5 separate regions of the Homo sapiens genome follow, and all the other regions are linked to region 1. Evidence: chromatin contacts called from ENCODE Hi-C or POLR2A ChIA-PET data. All regions are on one chromosome and are shown on one strand. The core of a region is the stretch at or near the end of the contact, and the rest is flanking DNA. Distances in the headings are between cores, read along the strand shown.

Evidence for each region. Hi-C counts contacts between places; a loop is a spot of excess contacts on that map. ChIA-PET counts read pairs that join two places held with the same protein, here RNA polymerase II (POLR2A). Pooled maps may share reads with other maps.
Region 2: a map of naive thymus-derived CD4-positive, alpha-beta T cell shows a loop between it and region 1 (13-fold over the local background). The contact joins the promoter of NR3C2 here to the promoter of RAB33B-AS1 in region 1. A Hi-C loop is called at or near these places in 1 of 168 maps with a recorded cell type or tissue (naive thymus-derived CD4-positive, alpha-beta T cell) and 5 of 50 pooled maps. POLR2A ChIA-PET finds 5 or more read pairs at or near these places in 1 of 52 experiments (activated B cell).
Region 3: a map of CD8-positive, alpha-beta T cell shows a loop between it and region 1 (22-fold over the local background). The contact joins the promoter of TMEM184C here to the promoter of RAB33B-AS1 in region 1. A Hi-C loop is called at or near these places in 3 of 168 maps with a recorded cell type or tissue (CD8-positive, alpha-beta T cell and naive thymus-derived CD4-positive, alpha-beta T cell) and 7 of 50 pooled maps. POLR2A ChIA-PET finds 5 or more read pairs at or near these places in 1 of 52 experiments (activated T-cell).
Region 4: a loop to region 1 is called in a map of CD8-positive, alpha-beta T cell, with 16 times the contacts of the local background. The contact joins the promoter of MMAA here to the promoter of RAB33B-AS1 in region 1. A Hi-C loop is called at or near these places in 2 of 168 maps with a recorded cell type or tissue (CD4-positive, alpha-beta T cell and CD8-positive, alpha-beta T cell) and 8 of 50 pooled maps.
Region 5: a map with no recorded cell type shows a loop between it and region 1 (9-fold over the local background). The contact joins the promoter of SMAD1-AS2 here to the promoter of RAB33B-AS1 in region 1. A Hi-C loop is called at or near these places in 2 of 37 single-sample maps with no recorded cell type and 1 of 50 pooled maps.

Annotation. Positions count from the first base shown.
Region 1 is chr4:139,452,753-139,455,317 of GRCh38, reverse strand. RAB33B-AS1 (RAB33B antisense RNA 1) reads left to right here and starts at 1,277. Exons shown (of 1, transcript NR_159964.1): 1 at 1,277-2,565. RAB33B (RAB33B, member RAS oncogene family) reads right to left here and starts at 1,197. Exons shown (of 2, transcript NM_031296.3): 1 at 874-1,197. The coding sequence starts at 1,122. RefSeq lists enhancers at 900-949, 1,570-1,909 and a silencer at 1,170-1,499.
Region 2 is chr4:148,441,121-148,443,685 of GRCh38, reverse strand. NR3C2 (nuclear receptor subfamily 3 group C member 2) reads left to right here and starts at 1,272. Exons shown (of 9, transcript NM_000901.5): 1 at 1,272-1,526. RefSeq lists a silencer at 1,075-1,364.
Region 3 is chr4:147,616,110-147,618,674 of GRCh38, reverse strand. TMEM184C (transmembrane protein 184C) reads right to left here and starts at 1,278. Exons shown (of 10, transcript NM_018241.3): 1 at 596-1,278. The coding sequence starts at 718. It overlaps TMEM184C-DT (TMEM184C divergent transcript), which reads left to right and starts at 1,430. Exons shown (of 2, transcript NR_186679.1): 1 at 1,430-1,587. RefSeq lists enhancers at 859-908, 939-1,058.
Region 4 is chr4:145,618,106-145,620,670 of GRCh38, reverse strand. MMAA (metabolism of cobalamin associated A) reads right to left here and starts at 1,286. Exons shown (of 7, transcript NM_172250.3): 1 at 1,264-1,286. RefSeq lists silencers at 918-987, 1,018-1,457.
Region 5 is chr4:145,501,697-145,504,261 of GRCh38, reverse strand. SMAD1-AS2 (SMAD1 antisense RNA 2) reads left to right here and starts at 1,282. Exons shown (of 2, transcript NR_108077.1): 1 at 1,282-1,386. All of the region lies in intron 1 of SMAD1 (SMAD family member 1), which reads right to left.

The DNA.
Region 1 (2,565 bases), core at 28-2,527:
TGGCATCAACAGGTGGCATTTAGTGGTGGCTTGCTATGAAGGTGTGTCTAAGGTTTATACCATCAAGAGGCCTAAGCCTTGTCATTGATCCTCATTCCACTGTTAGATTCCAACCCCTCAGAACTTCAAACCTGCCCTGGGGCCTATACTACCTTCTCCACTATTACTGTCACTCAGTGTCCCCAGTCCCAGGGACCAAAAATAACGACTTAAAGGGAATAAAGAATTGGGCGTGTGTCTGAGGTGGCATCATGAGAAATGCTTTTGGCAACCTGAGTAGGAACTATCACATATAGAATGTTTCTGCAGGAAAATAGATTTTTCTAAAATCAGTATCATAAAGAAACTACTACAGCAAAACTGTATGCAAGAGAATACCTAAGTACTTCCTCAAAGGCAATAGGCTTTACTTCCACAACATCTAAGGCACTGCTCGAATGAATGTTTAATAACTATTACTGATTAAATGAATTTTCCATTCTCGCGCAATTTCACTGTTTTTCCTCCGTTCATATTTGACTGACTCCCAGCACACGACACACACAGTAAATGGGTCGGTAGATAAGCCCTACACTCCTGAACTCAAAGTGTGGTCCACGGACTAGCTGCACCTGCATCATCAGCGAGATTATTAAATCATAGCCTGCATTTTCAAAAACAAGATCCCCAGGTAAATCGCATGCACAATGAAGTCTGAGAAACGCTGCCTTAGAAGTTTGCAGTATTGCAATCCTTCCAATCCCCAACTCCAATCTCATCAGCGTGAGAAAAAAATGGAGCGCACACACACCGTGCACACGGCCAGCGACCAGCCCACGGTGGGGTTGGGACACCTGTCACCCTGTCCTCCCCAACAGTTCCCCATCCGCTCACCTTGATGCGCTCCCCATCAATCTCCACCGCTCGTTCTCGGAAATCCACCCCTATCGTGGCCTCGGTGCGGTCGGGGAAGCGGCCAGCGCAGAAGCGGTAGGTCAGGCATGTCTTGCCCACATTGGAGTCGCCGATCACGATTATCTTGAAGATGCGGGAGCGGGCAGGAGGCAAAAACCCTGAGGCCCCTGACACTGCCCCGCTGGACGAAAAGCTTGCCTCGAGCGACGACTCCATCTCCTCAGCCATTCCCCCGACCCGCCCCAAACTGAGGCGGAGGAAAGGAGACACAGAAAGGCTGAGAGATTACGCCACCGCAAGAGCGCGCGCCCAGCCGGCCAGTTCGGCTGCGCAACTTCCCAGGAGCCACCGCCCACCAGCCCCGAGCGCGCCTGCGCACCTTCCCGCCCCGCCCTTGCCCGCACAGGTGTGGCACCCGCCCGCCCCGCCGCACGGAGCCGCCTGCCCGCGGCCACACGCCAGGCGTCACTCGGGCTGGCGCCGGTCTACCTAGGCAGGCGTGGGACCTGTCGGGGGCTTCACGGCAGCGCGGAAGGCCAGCCTGCAGAGAGGCTGGGCCCAGCGCCCTGACTGACCCAGCCCCGCCACGTCCAAGGTTCCCGCCCTCTGGAGGAAGCCGCGCAATCACTCCGGGGGCGGGGAGAGACAGACAACTGAGAGGAAGGAGGTACCACGGGCACTCTCTCGCGAGAGGGCCGCAGAGCCGCCTTTGACGGGGGCGTGTACCTGGAGAGCAACGGTAAGGACGGAGCCGACGGCTCCGGCGTCGGGTCGGTTCCGGCATCGACGTATCGTTTGGTCGCCCCAGAGAGGAGACAGGTTTCTTCAGCTTGCCGCTGAGGATGTGGCATCGGCTGCGCTCACCGCCGCCGCCTCTGTGAACTGCGGGAGTTGGGACAGCGGCCAGGGCTAGATGGGTGGGACGCGAGTCCTCGCCGAAAGCTTGCCCTGTGCGGGGCGCACTTGGAGGCGAGCTCTGGGCCGTGGCGAGTTTTGCAGCCTAAGGTCTTGGCAGGCGCATTGCTGTGGGCTGCCGGAGAGCAGGCTGGAGTTCGAGACCGCCCACCGGAGAGCAGGCGAGAGTTCGAGGCCTAGGTACAGCGCATTTCGCTAGGCATCCCCAAGAATATCCGCGTGATCCTTGTGGCCAGAGTTTGTTGAGCTAATATCCCCAGCCCAAACAGTAGAGCACATCACATGTCGGCCACCTGGGAGCGTTGAACCTGGTAGTTACTAGGCGCCCCTGGTGGAAATAAAACTCATTATGCCCTAGTTATGTCTTAGTGCCTGGGTGACGATGATGTAGCGGTTAAAGATTAACTGAGCGCACTTAGAGGTTGTCTTTGTCTACCTAAGGAAAATATCAATAGATTAAACCCCCAACCTTAAAGAATCTCCGTGAATTTTTCTGAGGAAACGTGCAATATTGTCATACAAAAGGCCCCAAATATGCAAACATTGCTTTTTGTTAAAAGTTTGTTTTGTTTTGCAGTGACATCTGTTTGAGCAGATGAATATGCCATTGGGAAAGTCAAGGACTGTCGGAGAGGAGGACATGGCAGACCTTAACTAAAGTGAGGGGGACAGTAGAGCACTAAAAGTTCTAGGAAAGGAGATGAACTGCTTATTCCATCAGATGAAAATATAGTCAGAACAGATGAGTAGTAGAAC
Region 2 (2,565 bases), core at 23-2,522, 9.0 Mb before region 1:
GTGTATACGTCACTGATGCTGACTCCGGGCCAGCGGGGAGCCTAAAACGGGGCCTTACATGAGAAGCCTAAAAGTCCTTAGAAATCAAAGTTAGGAACCCCATCCTTTTGCTTAGTAACTGCAGCATTTGGGTGGGCGGGAGGAGAATCGAGGAGGGGGCGGTTGGAGGGAAACCGAAATTTCTTCATGCAGACAACCGATCCTTAGAAAACAGTTTGGTTCCTTCCCCCCTCCTGTCTGTTTCTCCCACTTATGTGACCCACCCCCTCCACCCATTATAACGTGAATATCCTCGATGGTAAGCTTGCTTTCAAATTGAACTAGTGGAAAAATCCAATACTAAAGTAGTAAGTACAGTGACAAAATTATAAGGAAGTAGAGGAGCAGCTCTTGACCCTGCCACTTCTTTCATTTATCTTTCTCTCTCTCTCTTTTTTTTTTTTTTTTTTTTTTTTTTTTTTTTGGTGTTAGGGGTCTAAGGGATGGGAGGAAAGCTGTGTTTAAAGGGTTTTTCCAGCACGGTTAAAACAACTAAATTCAAATCGAGTGAACGTGATCGTCTTGCTCGCTGGCAGCGAAGGCTGCTGCTGCTCTGCTGAGAGGTAACTCTGGAGACAGTGGAAAGGGGCTGGGAGAGGAACCTCGAGGGTCGGGTGAAGCCCACCCAGAGTCCTCCCCGCGCGCGGACGCTGTTGGGCGGCGCCAGGGTCTGGGCTGCAGCTCACCTGGAGCTGCAGGTGGAGAGCGTGAGGGGACGACACTTTGCTCGCGGAAAAACCGACTTCTTCCGCGTCAGCACACTTTTCACATCTCTCCAGATATCCTGGGGTCGGTCAGAAGGAGAGCAGGGTGGACGTAAGCAAGTTTGGGGCGGCCGAGCGATGGGGGTGGGGGCAGCGTGCGGAGGCCGCCTGATGTAGCCACCGCCCGGCACCCCAAGCTCCCGCCGCGGCTGCGGCTTTAAGGAAGCTGCCGAGTCCAGGCTGTGTCGCAGCAACTTTGTATCAGTCATGTCGCCCGCCTGGTGACTGACAGCCTGGATTGTCCAATAAGAAGCCCGCCTGACCCGTGCGGCGTGGAGCCTTGCTTCTCTTCGGGCCAATAGGAAGGGTTCAGGGGGGCGGGATAGCAACCTGAACTTTATCTGGACATGTGACCCGCTTTTAAAAGGGCCAGCCCTCCAGCTGGCCCACTCCCCCTCCGGGCTTTCGCCCGCCCTCTCTCCCTCCCTTTTTTGCCCGCCCTGGCCCTGCCCCTGCCCCTGCCCCCTCCTCTCAGCCCCTCCGCGCCCGGGGTGTCATTGGGCCCGGGAGACGGGAGCCAACTTCAGGCTGCTCAGAGGAAGCCCGTGCAGTCAGTCACCTGGGTGCAAGAGCGTTGCTGCCTCGGGCTCTCCCGCTGCAGGGAGAGCGGCACTCGCTGGCCTGGATGTGGTTGGATTTAGGGGGGCTCCGCAGCAGGGGTTTCGTGGCGGTGGCAAGCGCTGCAACAGGTAGACGGCGAGAGACGGACCCCGGCCGAGGCAGGTGTGTAGGGGCGCGCGGCGGGGCACCGCTTGCCGTGCTCGGCGTGCGGCCGCGGCGCGGGAGCGTGCACTTTGCAGGGAGAAGTGGCTGCGTAATCCGGAGGCACAGTCAGTATGGTGCTGTGTGCTTGTTGTTTTGTTTTGGTTTTCCACTTTTCTCCCCCTTTGGCCGCCAGAGGACTATTTTGGGAAAGTTTGGCCACTTTGGATAAATGCCCTCTAACTAGCAGCTTTTAACTGCCTTTGGCAGTGGGAGGTCTACCACCCTTCCCTTTACCCAAAGATGAATTTCGGATCATTTTCCCTGTACAATTTTTAAAGGACGTTTGAATAATATTTCTTTCCTTTATCAATTGCGGACGCTCCCAAATCTCAGCCGGAGGTGTAGCGCATAAGGGCAGTTGAAGGAGATATAGATCCTAATAGATCCTGTATAAAAGGGGCTCTGGAAATTCGTGCATTTCCCGTTCGCTAGCATTCGCGAAACTCTTGAGACAGGCTACGCTTCCTATGGCATCAGTTGGAATTTTAAGGGCAAGGGAGAAGGGGACGAAGCTTCTTTTGGTGGCATCCTTACTCTGCTACTGAATTTTAGGTGCGTGGCTTTGCCTACTCAATTTAAAAAGACCAGGTTTAAATAATAATGGTTTATGGCACCATCAGTTTTAATTATTTATTATGACATAGGAGTTAGGAAAACTTTTGATAGCAGACGAGCTTTTGAAACCGCCGAATTTTAAAGGCACCAAATTGCTTCCTAACATTTTGTATTGCCATTTCTCTAGGTGCTGTTATTGATGATATTTACATAGTAATGATAACAGCATTCTCCATCTGTGAAGTCCTGCTGTGAAGTTTAAATTTTATGTTTGACATCGTGGCAGCTATCATGGAAAAGCTTGAGAGGAGAAGTTTTAAAAAATAATTTAAAGTGGAGCTTTTTCCTTTAAGGGAGGCATAGTTTTGTTTGGCGATTTTTGGAAAGATCAGGTGGCTCGGTAAATTAGGTGAGTGAATAGAAATCAGGTGTGCTCAGTTCT
Region 3 (2,565 bases), core at 29-2,528, 8.2 Mb before region 1:
CTCCGAATTTAAAGTTCATTATATAATATTTATATCTGAGTTATTTACCTTGGGGTTTTCCAGCTTGTAGTACATTACTGATGTCACAATAAGCATATGACATCAAAAAATATATATAAGGGACTTTTTGCAAAACCTTTGTTGGGTAAGAGCTAATTTCCACAGTAAAAACAGACACCAAAGTTAAAACAACTAGAACGCTTTGATTCAAGAAGCTAGTTAAAAGCTAATAAAATTCAATACATGGTTTTCAAGGTAGTTTATTTGACCTAGTTTCGTCCAATGTCTGAACAGATCAGATTTCAGCAATAAAATTACCTTACTTTCAGGGAACTGATGAATACTTGCAAAACAGTGCCCTTCTAAGCAGCTATATTAATATATTCTATTTTCTCGACCCGGTCCCACCTCCACCTGTAGCATGACTTGAAGAACCGTGAACAAGAAATTAGACAGGTTTATATCCTAAGAGTAGGCTCGTTTACATTAGATGGTTTTCAGGACTGTCAGGGCAGAAATGGGGTAAGGGTGTCTCTTTCCCAACCATAGATGGGTAGAAGAAAGTGTACAGGCTGATGGTGCAGAACCCTCTTACCTCCAGTTTCTGTAATTCCCACACGCATAGGGGAACCGCAACCACTATTGACACCAGGTAGATGACCGCTACTAAAGGTCGAATCCACTGTCTCCAGTTCCTCCAGGTACAAGTGCAAGGCATGTTTTCGCACAAATCAGATCCGGTTAGCAAGGGAAAAGATCTCGAAAAGATTGTAATGGGGAGCCCTGTTCTCTGGCTGTTTTGTCAACTCGCATACTACGGAGAAAAAGCTGTCGGGCGACTTTACGAACAGCTCGAGCCGCCTCCTGGACCGGCGCTGTGTCTTCTGCTGCTGCTGCTTCTGCAAATGTAGCCTCTCAGGGTGCTATTGGCGAGCAGTGCAGGCAACATCCTTTCTTCTCCACCCCGCATCTACCCGGTTGTACTGCGGTGGAATCCCAGGCAGAGCCGCTGCCCTCACCTGGGGATCGCCCTGAGCTCTGCCTGTACCATGGCTTCCAGGAGAGCAGCACAGACCAGGAACCGGCCTCTAGGGACCCTGCACACTCCGGTTCTGTCTCGCAGCTGCCTGCCCACTCGCTCTTTTCTTTGGGGATCGAGCTTCCTACCTCCCGCACTGGCAGGCGTCTCTTCAGTCGATTCCGCTAGTAGGTAAGGCCCCAGGATCTCCTCATTCTTTCGCACGGGACCTCCCCTACAGCGGAACCCAAGGCCAAACCAAGACTTTCAGCTCTTTTCCGCTTCCGCCCCTGCTGTCTGAGGCAGGTGATTCGTCGTCAGCGCCAAACTGGGCCCGCCCCATCCGACTCACTTTGCGCCCTCTGATTGGTCAGCTGTGGGGGCGGGGCTGCAGGATTGCGTACTGGGGTTAGAAAGAAGAGCAGGTGCGTGGAAGTGGGTGGAATTGCCGCAGATGGTCCAGCGGGCTATTGCAAGGATTCTGGAAGCTGCGGGAATTATTTGAGGACACTTGAAGCACACCTACTACATTCTTCTGCTGGCGTTATTCCAGTTTAAAGAAAGCTTGGGTAAGGGGCGGTTACTTCAGAGTTGGACTGGAAGAGAGAAGGCCCATCTCTACACAAAACATCCCCTATTCAATCTAGAGTGGATACAGAAGCCCGCTGGAGTAAGAAGACAAGGAAGAATGGGAAACCTCCACCTAGTTTTCTGTCAGTTGCTAGAATCTAGGGGCTAGGCCGCTTGGTTATTTCTGGATCCTACAGAAGGATCATTCTAAAGGTAGCTTCATTTTAGAATTAACCGCAAATAGGGAATGTCCCTTCTACATTTGGAACTTGTGTTAAAAATTTGCACTCATTTAAGTTTTAAAAAGTTGACATTCCATCTGACAAAGGAGTTTCATATGCTTAAAGCCTTTAGCTAAACCAATAGAGTAAACAAATATCTACTACTCAATTACATATACAAATGCGTTTTATATTGTAATTGTAATTTTCAGGGGGACAGGCACTGTACTAAGTTCATTACCTACATTATGTAAGTTGTTCTGCACAAAAATTTTGAGAGGTAGGCATTTTTCCACTTTACAGATAAAAAAGTCAAGTGGCTGATAAATTTGCCCAGGCTCACTGAGCTAGTTAAGTGGTAGTGTGGAGATAGCAACCTTGGTCTTTGTGACTCCAAAGGGCATTATATTTAAGCATTTGACCTGCTAGTACCTGCCACCTGGGGAATTTCCGCCTAATGACCATACGGATAAGGAGGCTTGTAACATTGAGTACACCTAGCCCAGGAGTCTCACAGAGACACCTAAGGAATATTATGAGCCCCTTTTTTGGTATCGTCTGTTTGGACTTGACTTCACTGCCTACTTCTCAGTTGTTAACATTTGTATTTTACAACCTGACCCAAACTACTTTCTACCGGAAAAATAGGCCTTATGTTTGTTCTTCCTAAGCTTACTTTAAAAATGGAAATTAAGGCTGGGTGCAGGGGCTCATGCCTGTAATCCCAGCAGTTTGGGAGGCGGAGGTGGGCGGATC
Region 4 (2,565 bases), core at 37-2,536, 6.2 Mb before region 1:
TAAACCCACTGTAAAGTCAAAAAATCTTTAACTGAACCATTGTGTAAGTGTAGGACTGTACTAAGGTGAAAATCTGCAGAGGTCACAAACTAGTTGCACCTGGCCCACCCACAGAAGGTGTGTGTTAACTAAATTGGTTGCAAGTAACATTAAAAATCAAGAAAAAATACGTAAAAATACAGATCTTTGGCCTGTGTTGGAGAAAATCGGATCTGCGTTTGAGAGACCCCCATTCCCACATGGCAACAATCAGCTAAATGGTAAATGTTTCGAGCATTCACCAGCTCTTTCCATTCTAAATAAAGGTTTTCTTTTGACATCTTCAAATATCTCAAATGGTGATTTACATTTCTTATGGATATGTAACTTTTCATGCTTGTTTTGTCTCTCCTAATAGAATACAGCCCTTAAAAAACCTGTCCTTGTCTTTGACTTTTTAAAAACCTCTTGTTACCCTGAACACAAACCGGTATTTAGTGCAAAATTATTGTAAAAGAATATTCTGAACATTGTAGACAACAGCAAAATGCTGAATAATCCACACAGTTTTTCTGGAAACTTTTGGCTTTCTACCAAGTTGGAAAAGTTTTATTAGTTTATGTTTTCTAAACATATGGATTAGGGTACAACTCTTAAGACAGATAATAAAAAATTTTTATATTATTTTGGTTTAGGTCGTCTTTCATTTTCTAATGAGAAATACATATGAAGACAGCATGCCCTCTGCTGAAAGAGATTTAGACCCTGCCCGGCACGCCATGTGACGGAACCTAGATACTGTTTGTAACTTTTAGTTTGAATCCAACTTTTATATCCTGGATTTGATTTCCCAGAAAAGAGTTTCAATTTCACTCTTTGGTAGGAGTCATAGTGGCTTTCTCTGACGCGGCCTCAGGTTAACCATTTACCGGGTTTGGCAGCGACAAGGGAAGAGCCACCTTAACAAAGCTGCCTTGCTGTGGCTCAGAGATAACCTGAGAAACCTAACCAAGATGAGAATTTTAAAACACTGTTTACGTACAGGGCCTTTCTTTGTTAAAGCTTCCATTTGAACCCATTTGCCGACTCCTGCCTGTCCACACATATCCGCACCCCGAACATCAATATTAGGAGAATATTCGATAATACTCTCCTTTTCCTTCCCCCACCCCAAATCCTCCAGGGGGCGCCCCGGAGGACCGCGCTGGCCCCCCGGCGGGAGGGCGGCCGTAGGCGGGAGCCCAGTCCCGACTCCTGGACGCCGCGCGCACTCCCCATACTCACCCGCCCGAAGCCACGGAAGTGCCACCTGACCCCGCCCCTTCCGCCGGATCCTCCCACGCAGGCGCAGCGCCGACTGCAGGCGCGTGGGGCCCGGGGATCGCCTGGGGCTGGGTGGCGGTGCGGGGCATGGCCAGGGTCCCCGTGGACGTGGCCGCGCAGTTCCGGCGTGTGGCGGAGAGCGAGTGAGCGTGAAGGTCTCCCGGCCTGCAGCAGGCTGCGGAAGCTCTGCGCCGGGAAGTTCTCTGGCGGGGGAGGGGAGGGCGGTTTACGGCCTTTGGGGTAGGTTTTGCCCTTTTTAAGATCCACATGAAATCTTTCGCCTCCGAAGTTCGAGGGTAACTTTCGTTCCCTCCTGGCCTTCGCGACACCCTCGAGTCGGACGGAGGCCGAGTCGTGTCCTCACCCCCAGCAGCCTGCGGCGGCCGGGACCCCCGGAGGCCCTTCTTCCGCTCCTTGGAAACTTAAAATGTGGGGTGAGGGAGAGACGCGTTACGTTTGACAGACCGGTGAAATTAAAGACACTCAAGCTTCTCAGAGTGATTTGAAGAAATGCTCAGCGTTCTGCCGAAATATAGTTTTAAGTTTTTAAACCACGGCATGGTTTTTAAAGGCTGAAGGACCCACAGTTTTTTTCTCTTAAAGGGCACGCATTCATTTTGATTAATATTTCTTAACATGCAGCCAAAGCCAGGACTCGGGCTCACTGCTGCAGGGGTGTCCTCGGGAAGTCCCGAGGGGGGAAAGGCGCGCAAGCCTGAAATGGAGATGAAAATAAACAGGCATAATATTTGCTACCTCACTGCGTTGGGCGTAGTAGTAACTAATTCTTAAAAAACGTCTTAGATGACATATAAGTAGTAAAGCCGTTGTATGCTAATCTAGAATTTTTGAGAAAAACTTAATCACCCAAATGTTTGCTATAATGTGATGAAGATAGCATCCATCGGCAGTAGCCAGGATCAAATGACGAGTAGATATGGTTATAAATGGGGCCCATGCAGTATAATTAGTATATGAAACCAAGATGTCAGTCCTCACACAGAATTTGTGTAATGATATGCATTTGGGAGGCTTCAGGCCTTTTCAGCTATTTGATACAGGTTGATTCTTACTGAATACAGAATAATAAAAAATGAATTACTGGTCTCACCATTTTCATTATTACTATTTGGACCAAAAGACTACCACTTTTACTCCAAAGATTGATTGTAGACTCAATAGCCAATGACAGAAAATTAAGCACAAGTCTAAATGAAGCCGAGGATCTAGTAGAAAGAACACAGAATCAAACCTTTCAAATCT
Region 5 (2,565 bases), core at 33-2,532, 6.0 Mb before region 1:
TTAACCCAGTTACTCCAGTTAGGAGCTAACCAGGTTTTCAGATACAGTAAAGTCCTTACGGGTTCTTGGAAACTGTGGCTCTAAGTGAAACGATGTAAAACAAAATTAATTTTAGCATCAGCTAATTTATATAAACAAGAGTTAAGTTCCTTCAGGACATTTCTGGTCACAAAAACATTACCAAACTTCTGAGACCCAAAACACTTCTAAAATTAACACTGAAATAAATGTGAGCCATATATACATTTAAGAAAGATGAACAGAAACAAGATAATTATTTACCCAATTATTCCAATTCAGGGTCGCAGTGGCCCGAGCCGATCCCAGCAGCTTAGGGCACAAGGTGGGAACCACCCCTGGACAGGACACCATTTCATGGCAGGGCGCACTCACACACACACCTACATGCACTGCAATGGGGACAATGTAGACATACTAATTCACCTAACGTGCACACCTTTGGGATATGGGAGGAAACTAGAGTAGCCAGAGAAAACCCAAGCAGACATGGGGAGAATGTGCAAACTCCACACAGACAGTGGCCTAGGCTGGGAATGTTTTTTCTCATCAACGTTATAAGGAAATGGCATTGAATGAAATGAGGTTGTCTGAGGACCTGCTGTATTTGTATTGGAGGAGGAAACAGGTGAAGTGCCTGCATTCCTTTTTCCTGTTTTAAAACAGCAGTTAGCCCTCAACTTTCAACATTTGTCTCAATCTCAAATGAGTCAAATTTAGCTAAATAAAACTCACCACTAAGCAAAATAAGGGAGGAAAAAACCTCTAGAACAGAAAGAAAAATGAAAATGGATAAAACCTTGCTCTTTACTGATGCTAACGTACTTCATAAAGTACAGCGCTTAACTTCATTGCTAAAAAGGCTATAATGAACTCTATTTCGCTTTAGTCCTTAGGGGAAAAATGTATTTAAACCAAATTCCTACACAAGAAAGCCATACGGAGACCCACAGAGAACACAGAACTCTGCTGCTCTCAGTTCACAGCAGCAGGAGAGTCCTACCATCACAAACACCACAAGTAAAGTTCCATCTTACTGAGCCTCTTACTATTCAGCCTTGATCTGGCTACTTCCAAACATGGGACTGATGATGCAGAATAGCTAGTTTGACATTTTTCCCACTGAAAATTTATTTTTGCCGGAGACTGATTTTCTAAATCTGGAGAAATTGGGGGTTGGAGATAGGAGAGAGGTTCAGTTCGTGAAATTCTATTTATAGTGATGCAATAATGCAGGTACTATTGCCTTTAAAGCGCAGACACTGTGCGTTTAAAGCGCAGACACTGACAGCAAGTCTTCCAGTCTCTCCAGTATAACTTAAGTGACATGCCAGCAAGAGATGCAATTTGGTCCCTCAACAGTGTTAAGTGAGTAGAAATCTTAGGAATCAAAAAGAAAAGGAATACCATGTAGACTGAATTCCAGCTTACTACTTACCACTTGTAAGTTCACTGAAGCTGTGAAATTTCAGCCAAACAATTTCAAAAGTAGCATCTCCTTGATGAAAAGGAAGCAAGGAACTTATGGATGTCAGAATGACAAGAGTCTCTAAGGATATAACTGTAGTTTATTTATTTTAGGTGTGCCAAGTGTGCTATTAACGTATCTTCATTATATCAGAAAATTCTTTAAAAAGAGTTCTTTCTGGTTCTGTTCTGCATACACAAATCCTTCCATCCTGACAAATCTAGGCTGCTAATAGAGTACCTGGTTAATTTTTCTTAATCACAGAGATTCCCTATAAAATAGCAGCTGTCACATCTGTTTTGTCTGATTAGATGATTACTTGAATAGTTAAGGCAATTGAAAGTTTTCTTATTGTCCCCAACTTCAACAAACAAAGTTGGCTTTTCTATATCTTCTTGCCATTTCCTCTAAAAGTTGTACAACATTCCTTAATCCCATTGAACCCCCATTCCCAAATTCATGCTTGTAATGGCATACTGTCCTTCAGGACACGGTAGCCTTTCAAGATGTCCAGCTCCCCATAAGCTCATCCTGATAAAGGCCATTCACATTCATGTCAACTCAAACACTGTAAAGACTCCTGGCCTACAAATGCTCACTCCTCAAACACAGGAAAGATTGAAGACCACAGACATTTTAAGATTTAATTTTATTGACTATCCCAGGAGAAAGTCTATGGTAGTTGTCTCAGAAAAAACTATTCTCTTTGAGTCAGTTATCCTAAAATAGCAATTTTAGACTACAAAGAATGCTAAATGTGGTAGATTTCCGTAAGTGGCTAGTTATGAATGATTCGTCAGTAGCTAATAAACGAAATTGTTTGAGTTACCAACTTATACAAGCATTATACTGGTTGTTTTTACAAACATTATTACATTGACTCCTCACACCAATGCTTCAAGGTAGAAATCATTATCTCAATTTTAGTAATAAACTTGAGGCTCAGAGGTTAAAGTAACTTTCTCCAGACCATATTCTGGTAAGTAGTATATCTATATTTTAAACCAGTACTGACTAATACTGAAGTCCCTCAGTCAAGTTTAAAAAAAAAAAAGGTAATCCAAATATCAAATTCACAG